Regions from separate parts of the Mus musculus genome. Here regions 1, 2, 3 and 4 are each linked to region 5. Evidence: chromatin loops called from intact Hi-C (ENCODE). Cell type or tissue: heart. All regions are shown on one strand. Region 1 has its middle 44 kb from the start of Gm34562. Region 2 overlaps Gm34678 (a long non-coding RNA gene). Region 3 has its middle 14 kb from the start of Gm41322. Region 4 has its middle 19 kb from the start of Aard. Region 5 has its middle 120 kb from the start of Aard.

Region 1 (5,000 bases), 460 kb after region 5:
GGAGCTAGAGAAAGTACCCAAGGAGCTAAAGGGAACTGCCACCCTATAGGTGGAACAACATTATGAACTAACCAGTACCCCGGAGCTCTTGACTCTAGCTGCATATGTATCAAAAGATGGCCTAGTCAGCCATCACTGGAAAGAGAGGCCCATTGGTCTTGCAAACTTTATATGCCCCAGTACAGGGGAACGCCAGGGCCAAAAAGGGGGAGTGGGTGGGTAGGGGAGTGGGGGGGGTATGGGGGACTTTTGGGATAGCATTGGAAATGTAAATGAGGAAAATACCTAATAAAAAAATTAAAAAAAAAAAAGAAAGAAATGTCCTACTCACACTTCTGGAAGCTGGGACTCAAGCACAGGTAGCAGCAGGGTTGACGTCTGAAGGCCCCACCTCCTCTGTTTCACTTCATGTGACGGAAGGCAGAAGGGAAAGAAAGGGGCTGGTCCTGAAGGGTGTTTTGTAGGGTGTAATGAAGGGAGAACCTTCATCACGTTCGTCCTCTAGAGCCCCAACCTTTTAATGGCACTAGAGTGGAGATTAAACTTCAATGTGATTTTAGGTAATGAGGTAGTGCTATGGGTTATGACTTATGCCATAGCACCAGCCCACTATTAAAATATGAGATGTTGAAAACAAATAATGTTATTTCAAAGTTAATTCTTGCTAGGCCCTTGAAATCCTTATGTAACCAAGGCTAGACTTGAACTCCTGATCTTTGTACCTTTGCCTCTCATGTGCTGGCTTTACAATCACGTGCAACAACACCTGGCTGGAGAAAGAATTTTAAAGGTTTAGGTTTATAAACTAGGTGGTACTTTATGTCCTTCTGTCTCCAAAAGTGAATCACGAGGTCTTCGTTACTGTTTTTTTTTTTGCTGTGAGGAGACACCGTGGCCAAAGCAATTTGTAACATAAAACATTTCATTGGGGTTTGCTTACAGCTTCTGAGGGCTAGTTCATGACCACTATGGCAGGGAGCTTGGCGACAGGTAGGCATGGCGTGGCAGTGGAACTGCAGCCAAGGGCGCACATCTGATCTGTAAGCTGCGGGCAGAGATGGAACAGGAGCAGAGATGTTGCACCGGCACACTTCCTTTGTGAAGTTCGCCTCCTAATCAACCCTTCCCAAACAGTCTACCAACTGGGAACCAAAGACTCGAATATGCGAATCTATGGAAGTCGTTCTCGTGTAACCTGCCATACTGTGTCTCTCATTCCCAAACATTTTTAACACTTTAAAAACAAAAACAAAAATATGGAGACAGAATTTCCTAACCTTCTGGGAAGTCCAGTGAAAAGATTTAAGGTACGATATCTCTCAGTTTGCCACAGGAGCGAGTGGCAAAGGAAAGATGGACCGTATCAGTGAAATTTTAACCAGGACCTTTGCATAATTAACGCATTACAAGTAGGACATTATAAGTTCAGATACCATTGTGTTTGCTTGACTGGACCTTACACACACCTATGAGGATAACCTTTAATTCGGAATGCAAATAAACCGAAGTGGCAAATGCTGAATAATGATTTCACTGAAAATTTTTCTCGAAGTAACACCAGATAGTCACCATTTTGTGTGCACTGAGCAAGGTAATTTTTACCATAGAGTTAATATTTTGGTTTGGTGTTAACATACCATATGATGGTAGTCCTTATTTTAACTTCTGGTTTTGGTCCTATTCTAAGATGGCATAAACAAATAAATGCAAGCGTGTTGAGGATGGGTGTTAGAAGGGCCTGTGGGCTGAGCTCAGTGGGAGAGAACTTGCCTACCTTGCAGGGAGCCCTGAGTTCAACTCCCCAGTTCCACAGAAGAGAAGGGATGGAGTAATTAGAAAGGTTTGGAGCTAAGGTTAGGCTCTTAAAGGTAAATGACTGAAGTGCGCCCCCATGTGGTGGGGGGAAAGGCCACAGCCACTAGCCACAAGCTACAGGGCGATACCCAAGAACTGGAAGTAAGAAAACAATCTGAACTCAGTGGAAAACCTCAGGGGCATCGAGGGACGCTGAGGGCGACAGTGCCAACTGGCATCTGTCCAGGATGCTAATGCCCCTCTTCTTACAGAAGTATCGAGGGACCGAGGGAGGAGGCGGGAAGGAGGCTAACTTGGAAGCCTATCAGGAAATACAGGAAATTTAATTTTAAAATTAGAAAAAGTTTTCATTTAATAGGATTAAGGAGAGCATTGGGTAAGTACTGTTTAAAAATGTAAAACTGCTCAGAATGGCAGCCGGCCAACCATCTATAGTAAGTCGCTTCTCCTCCCCATTATCTAGAATGGTTCTTTGTGTTTAACTTTTTCCCTCTGAAATACTAAACCCGTTGGCTGCTTGATCCATTTTAGCACATGCTTGCAAATGGAAGACATACAACATGAGGGTGTGTTTATTATTATTTTTTTCTTTAGACTGTAACTTTGGTTAAAACTATTGAAGTCCTGGCTTAGGGCTGGAGGAAAGGATTCCCTTTCTCAGGTAGCCAGAGTGGTCCTTAAGCAAAAAGGAACTAAGAGGCCCGAAACCAGATAGGAATAGAACTGATACCAGAATTTTTAATGCTGGAATACTACCCACGAACAGGCTCGGTTAGGCAGGTGCGCGCGCTGTGGCTCTTGGAGACACAGGGTGGGATGAAGTCTTCAAAGAGTACACTGTGTTTGGCTGCACAATTGTCTTTCCTCTTGGCAAAAGCTTGACTATTATACAAGGGTGGAGAGGAAGGCTAGGAAGAGATGAGGCCGGGTACACCCCACAACAGATTTCACCTTTAGGACCTCTGGGGGTTTAAATAAAATTCAAGACATAGAGTCAGTTCTTGAATACGTGACTTACCACTTAGCACATGGTATTTTTCAAGTCCAAGTTTGCAACTCTTTAAGGTGTATTTTTCCAAACCCCTTATTTTTCCATACTTATATATGGGACAGCCAAACTCTGATTCCCAGAAGACTGTGGACGATGCTTAAATCCCTGACTAGGCATTTAAGAAAGCAGGTATGACATCTCTTTAAGTCCTGGAGGAGAAGTGGTCTGTCTTTGAAATGAAATAACCCCCAGGATACAGTCCCTTGGTATCCTCAGTACACTGTTTCCAGGATCCTTCCCACTGACACAGAGCCTGCTCTCAGATTCCAAATCCACTGTGCAAAGCTACAAAGCTGCACAGTGACTGCACAGATGTCCAGATAGACTCATAATGAGTAGAACATCTCTGGATTTTTGTAACACAAGTTAAATGCATCTGAGTAGTCCTGAAGCTGAAATTTTGGAGGAAATAATAACACAAATATAGTCACACTCAGGAGAGTTGTGATTTTTGTGGGTTTAAAAAATACTTTTCATTTGAAGCTGTTTGGCTCCATGGAGATAGAGCCCATGGATAGAGAGGACCAGTTACATGTACAGAGTCTGACCACTTCTCAAATACCTATTGTTATCTTGGTGTCCAAGCCACCATTGTCCCCTGGCCTTTTCTAATGCTCCTTAGCTGCTGTTCTCTCTGCTCCCACTTTTGTTCCAGTGGAGCCTGTTGTAAGCACAGAGTCACAGTGACCATCTGCTAAGTAAGACCGTGTTCCTCCATCTTCAATGGCACCCATTTTTACTCAGATGAAGAGCCCAAGTCCCTCAAAGGCCTAAGGACTCTGCTGGGCTGGCCCTGTGCATACCTCCTGTCTCCCCTGCTCATACTTACACCTAGCCATGCATCTCTCTGTGCTTCATCAAGTAGCCCAAGTGCAGGCTTTCTTTTTTTTTCTGAAATATTTCTCTGAAATATTCTTCCATCAAACAGCTGTGTGAATTTTTTTATGCCCCTTGCCATTTGCTGATCTCTAGCATGGCAATATTCTGTGGTATTTCCTTTAGAAGACTTTTCACTACCTATCACCTACAAGGATTTATCTTTGTATTCTATATAGATGTGCCCGGGTCTTCTTTAGAGACACCATCTGTGGTGTCCATGCCTGCTGGGACTGTACTACTATTTAACAGCGATCTGTTTATTTCTAGCTTATGTAAAATGATCTTGAGTTTTATAAAGTCAATATTTCTTTATTTGGGGGCAGTTATATTGAACCATTGAAGACTTCCTGTGTGGATTCTTGAAGTGATTTTGGATGGCTGAGGTTTAGCTATAAGGATATTTCTTGTGAAGTGAATTATACTCTCCTGTGACCTCACCAGACTGTAGACTTGACCCTTACTGCAATGGTGGTTGGTGAAAGATGCTGGGGATAGAATGATGCTATTAACTCAATAGGACTGATGACCTTACAGGAGAGAAAAACCTTTGTTCTCTCTTTACCTATACAAAAGATAGGTCATATGAGGAAACAGTGAGAACGTAGACTTCACGTTCGAGGCAAGAAGCATCCTTACCAGGAACTGGGTCTGTAGGCACCTGGACTTCCTGGAGCCCAGAACTACAAGAAATAAACCTGTGTTAAGCTCAGCAGTCTGATGTGATATTTTGTTTTGGCACCATGAGCTACCTTCCAGAACGACAGAGAAATACGAGAAGAATAGCTTGTCCAGAGGAAGTTTTAGATGCTACTTGGCCACCTACTATTGTTTTTGTACGTTTTTTATAAGCACATTGTTTAATGGCTATATAGTATTATTAAATGAATTTTTCGGAAATAAGGATGAACTCAGGACCTTACAGAGGCTAACAAGACAACCACTTTCCCATGGAGCTGACTACTATCTGGAGGGTCTCCAGAATTGTCCAGGCAAGCCACAAACTTGTAATCTTCTGGCCTTAGACTCTCAGTAGCCAGGACTGCATATGTGTGTTGTGGCTGCTCATGGCTAGAATTGGAGTAGTTCCTAAAGTAAAGATTTCAATGAGATAAAAACCCTAGTCATCAATACACTAACTCAAGAATAACTTTTATTGAAGGCACTGATGTGTGGATGCCCTGTTTGTCATCTTTCCATTACTGTAACAAAATACCTAAGGTAATTAACTTAAATAGAGGAAAGGTTTATTTTGGCT
Region 2 (5,000 bases), 250 kb after region 5:
AGAGCCATATTTGCCATGCTCGGGCTAGCTGGAGTCCCTGCATCACCGAAGTCCAATTTGGCGAACCAATGAGAGTTCTGAGGGTTACTTACAGGAATGTAGGTGAAGGGTGACTAACAGCATCAAAAATGACTCAAAGACAGCCTCATCACCCAGGCCTACTAGCAAAGGTGACAGCTCACAAAAACCAGAGTGCACTGCACAGCCTGCGGGCAGCTCAACAGGTTGGAGAGTCCCTTTTCCAAGGGAGTCAGTCTGTCTGACTCCTCCAGGCAGCCTGGCTTGTCTCAGAGGGTTCTTTGCAGTTTGACTATATTGCTTCCTCCGAGAGGGAGGGAGCCTAATGAAATCTGGGAGTTTCAGGGACTTCCTGAAACTATTTTGAGGTGTTACCCTCTGGCTTAAGGATCTTCCCTACAGGATGAAATGTTTCAACCTAGGAGGAAATGTAGCGGGAAATATTTAAAAAGCCACCATCCCGAGCTAGCGCCAGCTACTCTCTGGCCCCCGTGATCTCACTGCCTTCATGGCTAGCCCCATGCAGCGACCACCTATCTTGTGGTTCTCTTGCTGTGGATTCTGCTCCCATTCCCTGTGGTTAGCAGTCACAAATCCCAGGAACCTGGTAAAATCAAAACTCTAAAGGCTTTTAAAATATCAGTCAGATTGATATTAGTAAATTCTCAACCCACAAAACACCCGCACAATGAACTCACAACTCAATTGATATAAACACAAGCTACACACCTAGATGGGGTAGATGCATCCGAATTATTAGTTAGTTAGTCATCTATCTAAGAAATCCCCAACACTTATGGCTCCCAGGACTGTGTGGGTCCAGCTCCTCTTCCTCTCCTTTAGGTTCCATCTTATCTCTTCCTCTCCTTCCCTTCTCCTCTCCTCTCTGTCCCTCTGTCCTAGACTCTAAAATTCTCAGTCCCCTTCTTTTTCCACTGCCCAATCACGGGCTCTCACTTTGTCTTGTACCTACCCTCGCTGCATATAGGCAGCCATCCACAAAGAAACTGACACACAACAAGCATACATTTCCTTCCGTCATTCGAGGCCTAGAGTTTGAACTCAGGTCCTTAGGGTAGGAAGCAGTCACCTTTACTATCAGCTAGTGGGCCCAGCATTCATCTTTTAAATAAAAGCCTCTCTAACCATTGCGGGGTGATATCTTATGGTTGTCTTCATTTGCCTTTGCCTAAGGATTAGTGATGTGCCAGCTGGCCATCTGAATAAATGCCATTTCGTATGCTTTGTCCATCCATAAAGTTTTGTGTCTTATCTTCTATGTATGCGTGTTTTGTCTGCGTGTATATAAACGCATCGTGGATGTACCTTGTACCCAAGGAAGCCAGGGGGGGGGGGGCTTCAGATCTTCTGTAACTGGAATTACTTAAGGTTGTGAACCGCCATGTGGGAGTTGGGAATAGAAATCTGATCCTTTAGAAGAGCACCCAGCGCTCTTAATTACTGAGCCATCTCTCCTGCCCACTTTCTGCATTTTTAATGGAATGATTTGTTTTCTTACTGTTGAGTTTTTTAACTAGGTCTGATTATGATTTGACCCTTTGGTCTGTAGAAGTGTTTCTGTTTGACCTCCCTCTTGTCTACACTTCCTACTGTTGCTTGTGCCTTTGTGGTTCTAGCCAATAGATTTGCCCAAGCCAGGAAACCAAGTAGTTTATGTGTATTAACTCAAAGAAGGCTGTTTGAGATGGGTTTAAAACATGGCTTATACATTCACTCCTGATCATTTTCAACTCATAAAAGCTCTCGCTTCTTTTGGCGCTCTCTTCATATAGGGCAATGTCTACTTTTCACCAAGGGACTCATTCTCTTTGTGTCTACTATGGGCTGAATCGTTACTCCTGCAAGGTCATAAGCTGAGGCCCTCAACCCAGTGCCTCAGAGTGTAGCTGTGTTTGCAGATAGGGTCTCCGGGTCTCTAAAGGGTTGATTCAGTTAACACATGGTCCTTATAAAAAATAAGAGTGTAAATCTGACATGATTGGTGCACACAAAGGGAAGTGAAGACCTGGGGAGGTGGTGGCCCTCTGCAAGCCATGGGAAGAGGCTTCAGAAGTCACCAACATTATTAACATCTTGTTGTCAAACTTTTACCACTTGGAGCTGTAAGAAAATTACATTTGTTATTTAATCCACATAGTCTCTTATACCTGGTGTAGCAGCTATGGCAAACAAATACAATACCTCACTGTTAAAACTCTAAGGGAGTGAATATGATAGGTCCAAGTTGATGATTAAGGCCTCTGCTAAATAAAGCTTAGAACAAACCACAATATCACCAACCCATAGGATGCGCTCTTCTGAACAAATGCTCTCCCCCTAGCCAATTTGCTTTGTCCAGGGTGTATGAGAGCCAGGAGATACGCGATACAAGCTAACCCCAATGGCAATGTATATTTAAGTATCCATCCTTGCCAAAACGGTAAGGACTTAGAACACCTTCCATTGCTAGGAAACTGGAAGCTTAGCAAGCCTACTAAGTTTGGACCTTTATTTAAGATTTCTTTCAATGGACCAAGGCAGAGCTAGCAAAACACACAAGCGTGCATATGTCAAGAAATATGCAACTTCTATCACTTGCCTGCTGCTCCATTCCAAGCCTCCATCACTACACCTGGCACCTGCTAAGAACTTAAGTAACATGTCCACTTCATATGGACGGCAACATCCAACCAGAGACTCTTTTAGTGGGTATAATTCCAAACAGCAGAAACCTTGGACAAGTCTTGCGATGGCTGTTGGGTCAAAAGATCCATACATCGAGAAATATACTCTGAAATTTGCGCTTAGCAGATTCTTCTGAATTCGTCTTGAATGTACAGTTACAAATAAGAGAATGGTGACAGGGCGATTCGTAGGGGAGGCTGGAGCTCCCCCTAGGGGCGGAGATGAGGTATCTCTAAAAATGCCGTGAGGTTCAGATAGGTAATTTCTTATTTTTGAAGGAGATAAAACCTAACCTTATGTGGCAGCATTGTTGAAAGAACCTCAAAGGATGAAAGATCTAATGATAAATCTTTGGTTACAAATCCATCCAAAAAGCCATCTACCAAACATCAAGATGTAAGATACAAGATATTTGAATATTAAAGTTGAAATTTATTAATTTTTTGGGTTGTTTTTTTTTTTTTTTTGAGACAAGGTTTTCCTGTGTAGCACTGTCTGTCTGTCCTGAAACTCACTCTGTAGACCAGGCTGGCCTCGAACTCAGAGATCACCCTCGCTCTGCTTCACAAGGGCTGGAATTAAGTGTGTGTGCCACCACCAACTGGCTTGAAATTTATTAATTCTTTTAACACCTATTTTTTTTTTTTGTGGGGTCTTGGATGAGAACATGAAAACGCAAGCGATGTGTGGGTACTGAGATTAGCAAACAGCTTGCACGAGTAAGTTTCTTCTTCCACCAAGAGAATCCTGGGAATTGAACTCAAATTATCAGACTCCGTAGCAAGTACCTTTATCATAGCAGCACAAAATGGAAATTATGTAAAAACGAGTCTTTGGTATACACTGTGTAATTACAATTATTTTAATATTATACAATTTAATTTTATTACATTTTTGTGAGATATTATAATTCTGTTGAACTTCAAATGATATCTAGTCCTGACACCCCAAAATTCTAACAGTTCCAATAGTCAAGATCAAGGGCAGATTTTGGTTTTATTGTTTAATTTTTGTTGCATACATGTTTATGGGGTGGGGTCTTTTTTGCAATTTGTATTAAAAACATTTTTATTGATTCTTTGAGAATTTTATACAATGTATTTTGACCATATTCGCCCCCAACTCCTGCCCTTAACTCCTCCTAGATCCACCTCTACCTCCCCATGCCTCTCAATTCTTTGTTTTCCTTTTTATTAAAAAAAAATAGCCCATCTATTTAATTCATTCTCTTGGTGTGAGGCTAGCCACTGGAGCATGGTCGACCTACCAGGAGCACCATTTGTGGTGGTTTGAATAGAAATGGCCCTCATAGACTCATGTGTTTAAATGCCCATACGGAGTGGCACTATTAAGTGTGGCCTTATTAGAGGAGGTGTGGCCTTGTTGGAGGAGGTGTGGCCTTATTAGAGGAGGTGTGGCCTTTGTTGGAGGAGGTGTGGCCTTATTAGAGGAGGTGTGGCCTTGTTGGAGGAGGTGTGCTATCATGGGGACAGACTTTGAGATCTCTTATGCTCAAACTATGCCCAGTCTCCTTCTGTTGCCTTTGGATCCAGGTGTAGAACTCTCAGCTCCTTCTCCAGCACCATGTCTGTCTTCATGCTGTGATGTTTTCTGCCATGATGAAACTGTAAACCAGCCTCAATGCAATGTTTTCCTTTATAAAAGTTGCCATAGACATGGTGATTCTTCATGGCACTAAGACCCAAACTAAGATGTGGAGGAAGAACGCTGTGCCACCAGGGGTGCCAGGCCAAAGCAAGAGTGAGGTCAGTATGTGTCCAAACCCAACAGGAATAGGACTGCTTCCTCCTTGCTCTCAGCCGGCATGTCCCAGCACATGTAGCCTTACAACCTGCACCTCCACTACCCCTGGGGTAGTCAGGTTACCTGGTGGCCAGATTAAAGGTTCAACTTCTTCTTGCCTTGTAAAGACGTGCCCAGCAAGCACCCCGATTTCCTGTTCGTGCAAATGGACCATTCCCAGCACCTCGGCACCAGCCAATAATATATACTCACCCACCCAAACCCCTATTCACTCCCCTAGATTTATATAGCCCTTGTTCAGCCCAATAAAGAGATCTGTTTCACTGAAACCCATCTCCAGAAGGCTCATGGACTAACACCAGCCGAAGATGCTATCTAATCCAGCGGTCTGTCAAAGCTTCACTCCTTCCAGTCCAGCCAAGGGCACAACAATGGTTACTGGGTATCCCAAGGGGAACAGCAGACTTGGGCTGGCACTAAGAAACCATCAAAGAAAATGGACCCTCCCTTCTCCAGAAGCCATCAGCAATCCA
Region 3 (5,000 bases), 300 kb before region 5:
CTTATGAGAATTTCCTTCTATCATTCTACTTAAGGCTGGGAAGTAGAACTCTTTAGGAATAAAATCGCTTAAGATTTTTTTTTCCTAAACTGAATAGCTAACATATCTTAAAACATGAAATTTTCTTGAAGAGGGGTTTTGTCTGTGTCTTGGCTTTTAAAACATAAATAATATTAATAATATTTGGAACTGAAAGATAACATAGGTAATTTTTCCAACAACAAATATGTTCTTTTAAAAATTAATTTTAAATTATTACTATTATTATTATTTGCATGTGTGCATATGATATGCAAGTGTGGATATGCATGTGCCCCGGTTTGCCCTAGGATCAAAGTCAGGTCACCAGACTTGCACTGCAATGTCTTTACCTGCTGAGCCATCTCACAGATAACTTCTTTCTATCTCTCTCTATCTATATCCATATCTTGTATATCACTATAGATAAACAGATTTATAGTAGATAGATATAGATAGCTAGAGAAATGGAGAGATAGATAGATAGATAGATAGATAGATAGATAGATAGATAGATAGATTGATTCACATTGGGGGCCCATTGTGTTATTTTATGAATACACCGTGTCTTAGTTTGGGTTCTATTGCAGTGAAGAGACACCATGACCAAGACAACTCTTATAAAGGCAAACATTAATTTTGGGGCTGGCTTGCAGTTTCAGAGGTTTATTTAGTCCATCATCACCATGGTGGGGAGCATGGCAGCATGCAGTGTAGGCAGACTTGGTACCGGAGGAACCAAGAGTTCTACATCTTGATCTGAAGGCAACAGAAGGAGATTGTCTTCCACAGCCAGCCAGAAGGAGGCTCTCTTCCACACTGGGCAGAGGCTGCACACAGGAGGAAACCTCAAAAGCCTGCCTGCTCAGTGACACACTTTCTCCAACAAGGCCTCACCTACTTCAACAAGGCCACACCTTCTAATAGTGCCATGTCCCATGAGCCAAGCATATTCAAATCACCACACACTGTGTAAGTATCAGACCTGAAATTTCATTTAAATGATTAATATAAATCTTATTTCTCAGGCAATTGTTAACCTTAAGGTAGTTTTTAATGTCATAATTTTGTGTTGATCCAATGAGACAAGTATTTCAAACATAAGAGTTTCCTTGGAAAGAGTGTGTATGGATGTGTGTGTGTGTGTATGGATGTGTGTGTGTGTGTGTGTGTGTGTGTGTGTGTGTGTGTGTGTTTGGGGTGTGTGTGTGTGTGATTTAGCAATTGATTTTAATAATAACCACAGCCTAACATAACACACATTTATCTAAACACAACAAACCTGCTTCGACATAGAATGTAGAAAAAAAGGCCAGAGTCTTAGGAGATGATTAAATGTTTGTAAAACACTTGTGCCTAGCAAGTTTCATCAGAGGGTCACATTACAGTTGTGAAAAGCTACACCATGTAAATAATTGGATCATTTCCATAGAAGACATTGTAAATATATAACCTGAAAACTTTCTCACTATCTTTTAAAAATTCTTGCCCTTATTGCTTGGTTATTTTGCTGAGGGTTACTATAAGTTTAATATGCTTTTACATATTAGCAATAATTTCTATGAAACATTCTATATTAACTTTATATCATGACAACCGAACTTGTATTGATACTTAATGCACATATGTGTGATATATTTTTGTGCCTGAGGCCATTTATCTGCAAATATTGCTGCTGAAGGTTAGGCTAGCTGTTTCCTGGCTGTCTCCAAATTGCTACAGGATGGATTTTCTCAGACACAGAGTGTGCGTGGTCAAGATCTGTATCTTGCCCATATCGTTAGTTTCTTGTACAGCTGGATCTGTCCCAGTTCACTGCCCCAGAGCAAACAGAAGCTATTAATATTTTAATGAATTACCTTTGGGGCGCCATGGAAAAAAGAAGAAAAGAAGAAGAAGAAAGCAATAAGATTGCCAGTTTCCCTGAGGGATTGGGAAGCCTGAGGCAGTTTCATCTCCTGTCAGCCTTGGTCCTTGAAATGTTTCCCTTGCTAAGTCTCCACACTGTCATTTCTGACTATCTTGGCATGCCTCAGCTACACCATAGTCAGCTCTTCCTTTCTGTTTTGCAATTATCCAGTTTGCTGCTGGGGAAAAAGACAATCTCTAGGCAGTGTTTGTAACACATTTGGGACCATTTGGGGAAAGGAGAGAGAGAGAGAGAGAGAGAGAGAGATTGATTTAACTCTAAGCTAAAAATCACATCCTATTTCCTCATTAAATAAAAGGTAGTGTTCATATCTGATATTAGCCTTGACTAATACTATCATGAAAGATTCATTTCTAGTCAGCACCCATAAAGACTTTCTTAAATGTCAGTGACAAAGAAACCCCAAAAGTATTGTGCATCTTCCTGGTGAGTTTACTCCAGGTTTGAGCAGTGCATTAAATCTAGCTCTGGGATTTTTCAGCCCTTGAAGCCATGCCGGTTAAAGGCATGCTTGCAAAGTGTGACAGAGCCACTAGATGGCAGGAGTGCACCGCCTAAGATGAGAGCCATCCTCAAGCAGATAGCTTCAGCCTCCCTCCTGGCAGATGTGGGGGAGGAGTTGCTGATTATTGATTGGTTCACTGACCCCTGTCTCCTCCTCTTCTCCTCTAGCTCTAATTGCAATCCTGGATGCGATTCTCCCATGGCCACCTCTGTCAGGGTGGGTGGCTTCAAAAACTGTCTTGCTGGACCCTGTAAGTGGATCTGCAAGATGACACAGCCTCTTTAGTTCAAGGTGGTCTGAATATCTTTTAACTTACCCAGCCCAGTAATCCTGGAAACTGTCAGAAAAGAGTCCTAAATATGCCCCTGACTGGGAATGCTAGTTTCTCCAAGGATTAGTGTGGTGGGTCAATAAACCTGCCTCTGATTAACACACCTGGTTTTTCTACCATGCTTGTCTTTGCTCATTCATTTCCTCTTCCATTAAATGTGTATGTCGTTCCTACCATGAATTAGGTGCCAGGAATACAACCATGGATGAGACATATTCAGGCCCTTTAGGAAGTCTTCTGTTTAGGTACCAGAGGTTTTTAAAGGCATGATAGATGAGTGATAGTTGATACAGAAAGGGCAGATGCAGGACATGTTAGCATCTCTGTTGTAGAAGATAAAGAATACAGACGATTAGAAATGGGACAGGCAAGGAGTTGGAATAGGAAAATCTCAACCTAATGTCTAACCTAGAGATTAGAAGAATCTGCAACTGAGGTAGGAGAGGGTGCTGTGAAGGAAGAAGTTGTCTGGCTAATGTGAAGCCAGGCATGTGGGCAGAGGACGAACAAACCAGGACCAGATTGAGACAGTCTCCCCCATGCTTCGACAAAAACATTTCTGCTTGAACTTCTTTGATCAGTGGAGAGCTGTGAAAGATCAAGTAAAAGGCAGAGCCCTGGTCCTATCCAGTATTATAGACAGATCAGGCCAGAGCCCTGCTCCTATCCAAACATAGACAGATCATGGCAGAGCCCTGTTCCTATCTAGGTTTTGTAGAGACATCATTCTGATGGCAGTAAGAGAGAGGACAGTGTTAGAAAATTACAAAGTTTGTACAATTACAAAAACCACAAGTTAGATCATGTAGGGACACAGTCAGTATCCTATGAGCAAGATCAGGAGGATATTTGGAGGGTTTTGTTGTTGTTGTTGTTGTTTGTTTGTTTTGTATACATAGAGTGAGAAAACTACTGACTAACAAATGACTTCCTTTGTCTGCGGCAAGTACAAAGAAAGAGTAGCCAGTGAGTGGGCAGTTAATGTTGAATCTCAATGTATAATGTTCAAATAGCACAAAACTGTAAATTTGCATCATCCCCCCAGCTCCCTGACATGAGTGGCTTCATGCATGGTAGGCTTTACATAAAACGATATCTGGCTGATATATAGCTTCAGGATGAAAGAAAGCACTAGTTTCCTAATCTTCACGGAGCTGAGAGATCAACTTTTTTTCTCTCCTTAATAAATTCCTTCCTTGAGTTTGTTTCTATTACACATTTTGGATTTGGCTGCACATACTGTATTTTCAAAGCCTTCAATAGACATCTCAGTAAAACTAAAGTAGAAGTTGCTCAGGACGAATCAGCAAGCACTGAATTGATAGCACCCCAGAAAGCAATATAAAAATATGTTTTGAATGGAATGTGTATACAATTCTTAGAGGTACTTTTGACACATAATTTGGAAGTTTTCTATGATTAATAGTACCATGGGAATTGAAATAAAGAAAGGAAGATGAGAGAAAGAGAGGGAGAGGGAGAGGGAGAGGGAGAGGGAGAGGGAGAGGGAGAGGGAGAGGGAGAGGGAGAGGGAGAGGGGGAGGGGGAGAGGAAGGGGGAGGGGGAGAGGAAGGGGGAGGGGGAGGGGGGAAGGAAGGAAATGAGACAAACAATTGAGTTATCTAAACTTCCTGGCATTCTAAAAACACACAAATCAACAACAACAACAACAAACCAAGGAAGCATAACAGAAGATAGCTAAACATTTAAGTTCTGAAAGAAGAGAATTGAATGCATGGTCCACAGACTGATGCACTGTAAACACATGAAGAACTGTGGCCTTCTGCAGGTCCAGGCGTCAGCCAACAGTGCATGTCCTGACTCAAGATTTATTGCTCTTTACTAGGTTGCAAGCACAGCTAACCAACACAGGTACCTTCCTTCTCATCACTCTTAGGCCCCACGAAGGACAACAGATCTCAGGCAAGGAAACACAAGTGCAATGCATTGCCTTAATAAATACGAACCTTGAACTAACTCTCCAATATTTCTCTTCTTTGTGACTGTGCTTCCGTAGAAAGAAATGTGTGCCTGTGCTTGTGACATACAGCGGAACAGAGCCACAGGACACAAGTACATTGCCTTGGCCATCATTCCAGAGACAGAATTCTGCTATGTTTGTGTCCACTTGAAATGAGCACCCGCTGAAAAGAGACAGGGAGTCTCCTAGGTCCTTAGAAAAAGGCTGCTGCTGAAAAGTGGGAAGTGTGCTAGAC
Region 4 (5,000 bases), 140 kb after region 5:
AGATGCCCCTCAACAGAGGAATGGATACAGAAAATGTGGTACATCTACACAATGGAGTACTACTCAGCTATTAAAAATAATGAATTTATGAAATTCCTAGCCAAATGGATGGACCTGGAGGGCATCATCCTGAGTGAGGTAACACATTCACAAAGGAACTCACACAATATGTACTCACTGATAAGTGGATATTAGCCCAAAACCTAGGATACCCAAGATATAAGATACAATTTCCTAAACACATGAAACTCAAGAAAAATGAAGACTGAAGTGTGGACACTATGCCCCTCCTTAGAAGTGGGAACAAAACACCCTTGGAAGGAGTTACAGAGACAAACTTTGGAGCTGAGATGAAAGGATGGACCATGTAGAGACTGCCTTATCCAGGGATCCACCCCATAATCAGCATCCAAACGCTGACACCATTGCATACACTAGCAATATTTTATCGAAAGGACCCAGATGTAGCTGTCTCTTGTGAGACTATGCCGGGGCCTAGCAAACACAGAAGTGGATGCCCACAGTCAGCTAATGGATGGATCACAGGGCTCCCAATGGAGGAGCTAGAGAAAGTACCCAAGGAGCTAAAGGGATCTGCAACCCTATAGGTGGATCAACATTATGAACTAACCAGTACCCCGGAGCTCTTGACTCTAGCTGCATATGTATCAAAAGATGGCCTAGTCGGCCATCACTGGAAAGAGAGGCCCATTGGACACACAAACTTTATATGCCCCAGAACAGGGGAACGCCAGGGCCAAAAAGGGGCAGTGGGCGGGTAGGGGAGTGTGGTGGGTGGGTATGGGGGACTTTTGGTATAGCATTCATTGGAAATGTAAATGAGCTAAATACCTAATAAAAAATGGAAAGAAAAAAAAAAGAAAAAAAAAAAACACTGAAATCAGCCTATCTGTGAAAAGAACCAGGAATTATTATATCTTCTTAGAACGGTCCAATTCTTACATATGAGAAGAATACAACTTCTAATAGTTTAGCAAAACTTTTTCTTTAGTGTCTATTAGTAGCACCTAATTTATTCCTGATACAATGGAGGGTCATCAATGATCAATAGCTCTTCTGGTAAGAGTGTAGCTTCAGGAGCCCCTCCAACATCAGTGCTGGAATGCTGACTGATGATGATCTTGTGCACATCTCACGCAGGCAGCCACAGCTGCTGTAAATTCTGTGTGACAATATGTCAGGTGCAGAAGATAGCATCTCACAAACTTCTCCCAACCCCGTTCTTAAATTCTTTCTGCTCCGTGTTCCCCGAGGCTTAGATGGGAAGGGATTGATGTCATGAGGGCAGAGAGACAAGGTCAAGTATGCCATTCTATCATGCTCCACATTAATCTCTTGTGCCACGCACTCTGGTCGAGTCAGCGGAAGCTGAGAGGCTTAAAAGTCACTCATGAGGAAAAGAGTTTCAAGGAAGCTCTCCTCCTGGAGTCTGGCGTTCTCTTAATTCTCCATTCCCACGTTAGTCTACTATATGGATCCACGTGCTCTCTTTCAGTATCATCTTATTATAAGTGCCTTTTAAGATTGAATTCTGACATAGCTAAAGCCTCAGTGTTCCAACAGTCCTAGAACGTCCTTGAGCTAGACAGTGACATTCAGAGTAGCCTCTGGTATTATACTATCAATAAAAGCCAAGTCGCTCCCATGTACAGGAATTTACAATGGTTTAAAAAGTAGATCGGGCTGTGGTTTTAGAGTATTGCATTATTCATGAGATGGTTAGCTAGAATGGAACTCCCTAGTTAGAACCATGACTTGGGTGTGAAAGCCCTTGCCCTAGGAGAGTAAAGATCTCACACCTGGCTCCTAAGACTATAGCTGACCTTAGATAGGGCTGACTTTGTCTCAGTTATTTTATTGCCCAGTTCCTGCCAGTCTTTGCGTTTTCATTCCTCTGTTCTGTGTAAGAGTCATTAAGCATCCGGTTACCTCATTTGTACCTTGCAGGTATGTCACCCAACTTCCTTATTGTCTTCTGCATAAAAAGTCTGATGTTCAATTTGAAAAATTACATTCAGATCCAACACAAACTCTCCTGTGTGCGTCTGTTTGTCACTCATCCGATGCTTTGCCCACCCGCAACCAGAGACCCGTTCCACGCAGACAAAGGGGCCCAGAGGGTCTGCAGCACTCTTGAGACTGGGTCTCTCACTGAACCTGGATCTGGTGTGGTAGCTAAGGCAAGCCCCAGCAACCCTACGGCCTCCACCTCCTACAGCACTGGAGTTCCAGACAATTACAGCTGCACTCAAGTTTAGATGTGGGGGCTGAGGATTTGAACTTAGGCCTTCATACTTGTGTGCAGTTATGCACAGAGTTATCTCTTGGTCACCGTTGGGAAAGATTCAAAGAGCTGCTTCTTCTGTCTGGATACCACCACTTCTAGCTCACCTTTATCAGCCTTATCAGAAAAAGCTTTAGACCCTCCAGAAGAATTGTGTTATCCTCACTTGGTCTTTGAGTCTGCACAAGACACTCTCCCTCCTTGTGGGCCTCTTTTTGTCCATTGTTACGCTTCTACAGATGGCACCTGGAACATTTCTTGGACGTTTTGCATCCCCATTTGCTACACATACTGACCCTATACGTTGAGGGCCCTTCTTTTTTGCCCTCTTCTAACGAGTACTATAAGTCCCCAGATGGGGTACAGCCTCCTCCGTTACATCTTTCCTTTACATTCACTGCTCCCACACTTTCCCCTTTCCTATATTAGCATATTGTCTTTAATCTAACTTTCTGATGCAAGCATATTTCCTCTTCCATGGGGTCTAGTCCAGCATCCAATAATCTGCTTCTGGAATGGAAAGATAGACAGTAAGTTCCATACATGAGTATTGCGATACACTCTATAGTATGCAATGGACTTCATCTACTTAACGGCAAAAATCATACAATGTGATTATAGAAATGCACAGCTTCTTTTTAACTGTGGCACCAGATGAGTGCTAGCTCACTCACAAGCAATAGCCATTAACTGGGCACAAGACAGAAAATAACAGAGCCTTGTGCTTACTGCTTGCCAGTGACTGGGAGCCCCCTGCTGTTCAAATAAACACAATACCTTGTGTCACGTCCTCCCTCCCCACCCCACCCCCAGGCTAGCAGGGCAGGGTTCAACATTCAACAAGTAGCCTTAAAAACTTACTTATACCATTTCTGGCAACAGATTGTTGTCATAAGCTGTTTTTTAATCATCTCCCCTAAATCATCCCAGCCCTCTTCTGGATCCAAGAGGTACCGTCATGATCCAAATCACCTTGATTCAAGAGCCCACTCATGGCTCACCAGTCTTTCTCCAACCGCTCTTCAGCAAGATCTCAATCGCGTCTGAGCTTTTTTATGCCAAGTATTGTCTAAGCACTCCGTCTGCATGACACATCCTTTGCCTTCAACGCCGCTCGAGCTAGTTTCTTCATTTCCGTGTAAGGAAAAATGAACTCTACAGTGGTTAAGTAACTGGCAAAGGCTGAAGCTGGGGCTTGAGCTAGGACCAGAGCTGCAAAGCCACATCTTTTCTCTGGCATCCAGCCTGACTCTTTTCCCTCAAACTACTTGCTTCTGCGATTTGCCTCTTCTTTACAGCTTCTCCTCTCTTAAGGCCTCACTCATATTTTATTAATGGGCTTTTATTAATAAGCTACTGTCCGAAAGTGACTTGGTCCCTCTTGTCCACCCAACTTGTCTTCTTTCACTCACCTAGGTGACATTGCATTTCTTCAAAGTGGTTCTCCATACCTTCTATTATCATTCTAGAGAATATCCATCATAAAACACAGGCATGTTAGCTGAAGCTCAGAGCTAGGATGAATAGAAATGAAGATGTGTTAGCTTCCCATAAACTTTAGTTATGGATTTGACCTCAAATCTCTCTTCATTTGAAACTCAGCCCTGCTTGTCCACCTTGTCTCTGATTTAGAATGGAACTCTTTTTAATTGGATTCTCACATTTTTCTTTAGCTGGTATAATTTAATTTCATTATTGGCATCTTTTTAGATTAATTTTACCATTTATTCCCAGATATGTTAAAACTTACACGTAGCTTTATTATTTCCTGCCCTGGGTTAGTAGAATTTATTTTTATTAATGAAATAGCCTACCTAGCTAAATGATATTCATAGAATATTATAATAAAACTACCAGAGAATGAAATATACCAAGAATAATTTTTAGGAAGTGAATCAAGATAAATTTTAATCATGGGTAGCATTATTTTATGTATTCACCTGATCCTTAATAATACTGTCTGATCCTTGTTACTATTAAACATATCACTACAATGTCTCTTAGTTAAAAAAATTATTGCTCCCAGATTTATAATCGTAAGCACTTGTTACAAAGACAAAGGCTCATTTTACATTCCAAGAATCATAAATATCTGTTAGGAGGTACTAAATAACTAAAATAGCATGTGAAAATATTATTAGCTAATAGCTTTTCTTTTCAAATAGAAATGTGCCGAATCTGGTGATGATTTTTAAAAGTCTAAGGTAAAGCCTATCTGTAGCACTGGTATTTAAAGAAAGACCATTAATCCACTTTCATGTCAAATGCACAGAGAGATGCTGTAGTAGAGAAAGTTGCTCTGAGCCACTACCTAATGCTGTGATGTAATGCCCCATAGCTTTTGCCTGTTGTTTTGATAAACTAAAAGAGCCACATATTAATTTGCAATAGAAACACATAGCTATCAAGCCAATCGAAATGTTCTTATCACTTAACATGTCATCTAAGAAGAAAATAATCCAGACAGAAAGCCAAACTGTTCTAACAACATCTGATCCACACAGCAGTAGCCAGGCCCTCCTACTGTGTGAAGACTTCCAAAAATCTGTCAGGAACACTTATCGCTTCTCCTCTTGGGTGTCATACTAATAATAAATACTGTCAAAAAAATCTTATTGATTTAGATTATAACTGCCTGTCAAACTCTCCAGTCTGCATTCCTGAAAAGTCTTGGCACAATGCAAAATCTCCCATA
Region 5 (5,000 bases):
GAGAGCAGAGCTCGGAGAAGCATAAGCTTTGCAGCCAGCATAATGATGCCCCAGAGTCATCAGGCAGATCTGAGATGCCCCGTGTTCAGTCACCTCCACCAAGCAGTTCCTGCGCAGAACCCCTCAAAGTGATGCGCACACTGCTTCCTTGGCCCTTCATCTATTGCTAAGTACTACGCCCTGGGTTTCTAGATATGTTTACAGTTTGTGTATCCCCTCCAAAGAGAGCCTGTCCTCTCACAATTCTTGATGTCTGAGTGTCATGTAGGTGACCTGCATTCCTACTTTCTACTTACCCATAATAATGAGCCCAACACAAGCAAGTGCTCCGTAGACGAGCTGGCAGCCAAGACCAAATGGCCTGGCTCAAAAGTAAATACATTGGCAAGCTTGGCCTATGAAGTTCTTCTTTCTGGAATATATATTTAGAAAGGGGGACAATGCGATATTTAACAATGAACAAGAAAGTCAAAAGAAGCTAACGTCCATTTTGCTGCTGTGGCAAGCAGCAAAGTCTTAGCCAGGCATAATTTATGAACAGACAGAAAGTATGTGGAGTGGAGCTTAAGAAAGACTGGTGCAGAAAGAGGAGAGCAAAGCAGACAAACAGGAAAGAGAAAGACCTTGAGGAGAGGACATGGCTGTCTGTCAGTTCCACAGCCTTCTGGACTGATTCCACTTCTGTCGGGAGATCTTTACAATAGTCTTTTCCAAGGAGACGACTTGGCTAGAACAACCCTTTGTTCTGATTAAGCACTAGATAAATGTTACTCTCTTTCCTGATTTATTGATACAGTCAACTATTCGTCTCATCAAACATTCTGACACGCATACTTTAATGCACTGATTCAGTTAAAAAATTCTTGCCCACCTACCATGGGCTAAGCCTTTGCTGCATGCCTTGTTTGTACTGAGCACTGAACTGGAAGCTTCCTAAATTGTGTTTGTGTTTTTCTGGGCACTGGACAGGAAGATGAGAAGAACATAAGAGTGGCCTAAAGGTGACATGGATGTTTAGGAAAATAGAAGAATGTTCATCAAATGGCTAAGAGAGGTCTCCCCATCCCTTAATTCTTCTTTACGCCAGACAACTCCAGCACCCACAATAGAAACACATATAACGTCTGAATTTTTCCTTTGTTTATTCCCCTGTCGATCTGCCCCGCCTTAAGAGAAGATTCAGAGTAGGGCTTTCACAGCAATGTCCCCTGATCCTGCCCTGTGGTTGAGGAATGTGTTTCACTCCATCCCCTGCCCAGTCCCTCAGCCTTTCATATGCCACCACCTGTCACGAGGATGTCACAGCACAACAAAGGACAGCTTTAATTCTAAGGATTATTTTCCTCTGTCGGCTTTAAAAAGGTAGAGGGAAAGCATGCCTGTATTCCCACCTTACAAAAGAGTAAAGTATTGCAGTGACTAGATGGGGGGAGATCGCGGGGCCACCGGGTGTCTGGAAAGGTCTGTAAGATCAGGTTCGCTTTCATGTCCAAATGGGAACCGAGCAGATGGCTCCTCTCAGGGCTGTTTACTCACGCTACAGCTCTGTTTGAAAAGACCTGCTGCTGAGAGCAGAGGCTGGGGCACAGGAGGACGCTGCAGTCACTCTGAGTCAGCCATCTAGGTCAGGGGCTCCAGAGCCACGCTTCAGAGTGGGCGTGGGAGTTGGCAGGCCACGTTAAGCATCTCCAGAGCCTCACAGGCGCTGCCTGCTTCGCCGCAGTGAGATAGAGACCCAGCAGCTGTGGAACATCAAAGCTCCCATCTTTAGGCTACAAACAATATTAGCTAAGCCTGGTTAAGGTTTGTAATTTCCAGTAACAGGGCAGGGGTGGGACAAGTAATTGGCAGCCAGGGCCTCTAATCAATATCAGATTGGCAGTAAATTAGTTGTTTAATTAAATAAAGGTAATTTGTTGAATTGCCAATTATCTTCCCAATATGAGAGACCTCAATTCAATAAAACAAGAGTCTGGTGAGGAGACAAAACTACTCTACAGGCTCTATAACAGCATTTCACCATGAAATCTCCCTTCAGGAGGAGGCTTGAGCCTATAGATACACCAGGACCTTTCACAAGGTTAATGATCCAGACTGCCACCTTCCAACACGATTGCAAAGGTCAAACTGTGGTTCCCTCGGAGCTGAGCTGGCTCCTAGTTAGATTGCCAAAGGATTAAACCTTGTTCCTTCAAACAAGAGGCAACTGAATACTGAGGACTGCGTGCTGTCAGGAGGAAAATTAATTCCTGGGAGACAAGAAGTGTTAAACTCCCTGTTTAACTTAGTAATTATTTAATAACAATAGGCATAACAATAATAATAAATAGTAATTTGATGCATCTTTCTGAAACCCAAGAGCCTTGAGCCGGCAGGCAGAAACAGCAGCTGGGCCTGGCGTGCCAGCAGCCGTCCCAACACTAGATGGCAGCTCGAGCCTGCGTTTGGATCTGTGTCTCCTCTGCAGCTCTCCAATACTTCCCCCAACCGCCCAAGAGATTTTTAGTCCTCTGAATTTTAACCAATTGTGCTTCATCTTTTGTCTCCAGAAGGACAGAAATAGGCTTCCTCTTTCCCTCTAATTGATTTTAAGTTTCCCTTTGTTCAAGCTCTGCTAAAACGAGGAACGAGCCCTATTTTTCAAGGGCTGGCCTGCTTGCGACTTCTATTAAGTGGGCCAAATAATTATACCCCAAAGAGAAACCTGTTCTCTGGAAAGCACTCCGCATTTGCTCCCAGAGCAATGTTTGCTCGACTCCTTGCTGTGGGCACGCGGCAGGGGAGTCGCCGTCCCTGAGGAAGTTTGGGTCTTCTCTTTCAAACCAAATTGCTGGCTTATTGAACATATCATCTGCTCTAAATGCCCTCTCAGACTGGTTAGTTTATCAAAAAGGGTGCTAAGTTTGCCTTTTGGTTCCCAAGTCCCTTTACTGGATGGCTTTTCCCATACTCCTTTTCAAATAACAGCATCGCTACTAAGCACAAACAGCTTCACAGCCCAGTGCAGTCCTGACTTTCCTTCCATACTGAGTCCCTATTGTTTATGGCAACAGTCCAGAAAGCAGGCATAAGCCCTTGGCCATGGCTGCCGCACCCAGTGCTTTGACTGAGCTATTATTACCTTCTGCTTCAAGCACTAGCCTGCATCTCTTCAGGTTGGTGATGACGCTACTCCCCTCAGTTTCCAATTTGAGTCCCTCCCTTTGCTAACTGTCAAGTCCATTTAGCTGGCATTCTCCATCCAGGACTTTCCTGTGTCAGAGCATTTATGAGTCAATAACCTCTAAAGAATAGAAGCTCCCTGAAGGCCGTGTCCCCATCACAGATTGCTCTACTGCCTAGGAGTATAAAGCTGACTAATCTATATGTATTAAATTAAATAAGTACAGAATGAAAAATTTGTAAACTTGCCTCACAACCATGAATTCTCTCTAACATGTATCGAAACATAGTTGAAAAAAATCGAAAGCCGTTGAAAACCTCTGAGTGGCTTACGGGAATCTATCACACCGTGTCATCATTGGTAGTTTTCTGTAAGGGGAAATGGGCATGATAGATTACAGAATCCTGTTCAAGTACCCCCTGCTTAGCAGTGAAGGTATTGTAAACACACTGGTCATTGTTTAACATATCATCTCTATCGACCAATTAGAGTTCTTGCGCTGCCAAGAGTGCCCTCTCTTCTGTTGTCTGTCACTCTCCCCTCACTTTTGTGACTCTATGATTACCTGGCTTTGGCTGACCTCCTTGAGTTCTCTCTGCTCATTCAGTGGCCACTGGGCCTCAGAAATCCACCTAAGTCTTTGTTGGGAAGCCTTCCTTAGATACTGAAGACCCTCCCGATGCCCACTTCTGAATTCTAGTAGCCCTGAACTCCTCCTTATTCGTGACTTTTAAAATCAAGATCCAAACTATGCAAGATGATGGCCTTGCTAGGAACTAGAGTGCACATTCTATACTAACTGGAAATAGAGCATGCATGCGTTCCTTATTCTAATTAGTTCCTTCCTATACAACCTAGCTTCCACAGCTGAAAGCTAGCTACCTAAGGAATGCTTTATGCTATCCATCTTTTATATTTTACAAAGTTTCTAACATGATCCTAGATAATTCAACAACACTCTCCAAACTGGTTCATATAAAGTAGGTTATCCTATGAAATGACTCATCCATAACCCAAAATCAATACCAAAATAATCTATTATCATCCTATTCCAAGTCTTAGAAGTACCAGGAGCAGAACAGAGGAAGAACAAGACTCTAAGAGAGCCCATGTCTGGTGCCAGGAAGATTGTGGGATGACACTTCAATAGACACCCAGTACTTCCCTAGAGACTGCAGCCCAAAGGTAGGACTGCAAAAGGAGGTCATGACAAATCATGACAGTGGCCAGCTCCACCAGGACAGCCTCTGAGATCACAGTTTGTGTGTGTGTGTGTGTGTGTGTGTGTGTGTGTGTGTGTGTGTGTGTGTGTAGGATTCTGTGGCTGACTCGTTTTTAATTGATTAATCTACTCACTTTACAGCCCAATGTCTCACCCTCCTTCCTCCCAGTACCCTCCTACTCTGAGAAGGGGGAGGTCCCTCCTGGTATCACCTGCCACCCAGACTCATCAAGTCACTGCATCCACTCCCATTGAGATGGGACTAAGAAGACCAGTTAGGGGAACAGCATCATTCCCTCCCCGCACACACTCCAGTTGTTGAAGGATCCACATGAAGGCCAAGCTGCACCTCTGCTACATATGTGCAGAGGACCTACATCCAGCCCCTGTTCTCACTTAGGTTGGTGGTTCAGTCTCTTCCTAGAGACTCCAGGTTAGTTGATTCTGTTGATCTTCCTGTGGAGTCCCTATCCTCTTCCAGTCCCTCAATCCTTCCCCCAACTCATCTACAAGACTCCCTGAGCTCCATCTGTTTGGCGGTGGGTCTCCACATTGTTTCCATTGGCTGTTGTGTACAGCCTCTCAGAGGACAGTTATGCTAGACTCTTGTTTTCA

The links. A loop is a pair of places that touch in the nucleus more often than their neighbours do. Peaks named below come from ENCODE experiments on the same cell type or tissue, not always from the same donor. Only the 100,000 strongest peaks of a DNase experiment are listed, where the experiment ranks them.
Region 1: a loop joins it to region 5, with 3 times the contacts of the local background. A loop is called at or near these places in 12 of 42 quality-filtered maps.
Region 2: it touches region 5 in a loop (6-fold over the local background); 39 of 42 quality-filtered maps call a loop at or near these places.
Region 3: a loop joins it to region 5, with 6 times the contacts of the local background. A loop is called at or near these places in 31 of 42 quality-filtered maps.
Region 4: a loop joins it to region 5, with 2.4 times the contacts of the local background. A loop is called at or near these places in 3 of 42 quality-filtered maps.

What each region holds. Positions count from the first base shown.
Region 1 is chr15:51,693,812-51,698,811 of GRCm38, reverse strand. No RefSeq gene overlaps it. Among named protein-coding and RNA genes, the nearest start is that of Gm34562, 44 kb to the right of the region's middle. In heart, a CTCF peak has its summit at 1,896 (motif pointing left); no DNase peak of the experiment used is centred here.
Region 2 is chr15:51,909,826-51,914,825 of GRCm38, reverse strand. The region is part of intron 1 of Gm34678 (a long non-coding RNA gene); the gene reads left to right. Among named protein-coding and RNA genes, the nearest start is that of Gm34678, 6.1 kb to the left of the region's middle. In heart, a CTCF peak has its summit at 2,913 (motif pointing left); no DNase peak of the experiment used is centred here.
Region 3 is chr15:52,456,512-52,461,511 of GRCm38, reverse strand. No RefSeq gene overlaps it. Among named protein-coding and RNA genes, the nearest start is that of Gm41322, 14 kb to the right of the region's middle. In heart, a CTCF peak has its summit at 2,480 (motif pointing right); no DNase peak of the experiment used is centred here.
Region 4 is chr15:52,018,444-52,023,443 of GRCm38, reverse strand. No RefSeq gene overlaps it. Among named protein-coding and RNA genes, the nearest start is that of Aard, 19 kb to the left of the region's middle. In heart, a CTCF peak has its summit at 3,041 (motif pointing left); no DNase peak of the experiment used is centred here.
Region 5 is chr15:52,158,374-52,163,373 of GRCm38, reverse strand. No RefSeq gene overlaps it. Among named protein-coding and RNA genes, the nearest start is that of Aard, 120 kb to the right of the region's middle. In heart, a CTCF peak has its summit at 2,411 (motif pointing right); no DNase peak of the experiment used is centred here; H3K4me3 peaks cover 712 bases; H3K27ac peaks cover 686 bases; H3K27me3 peaks cover 245 bases.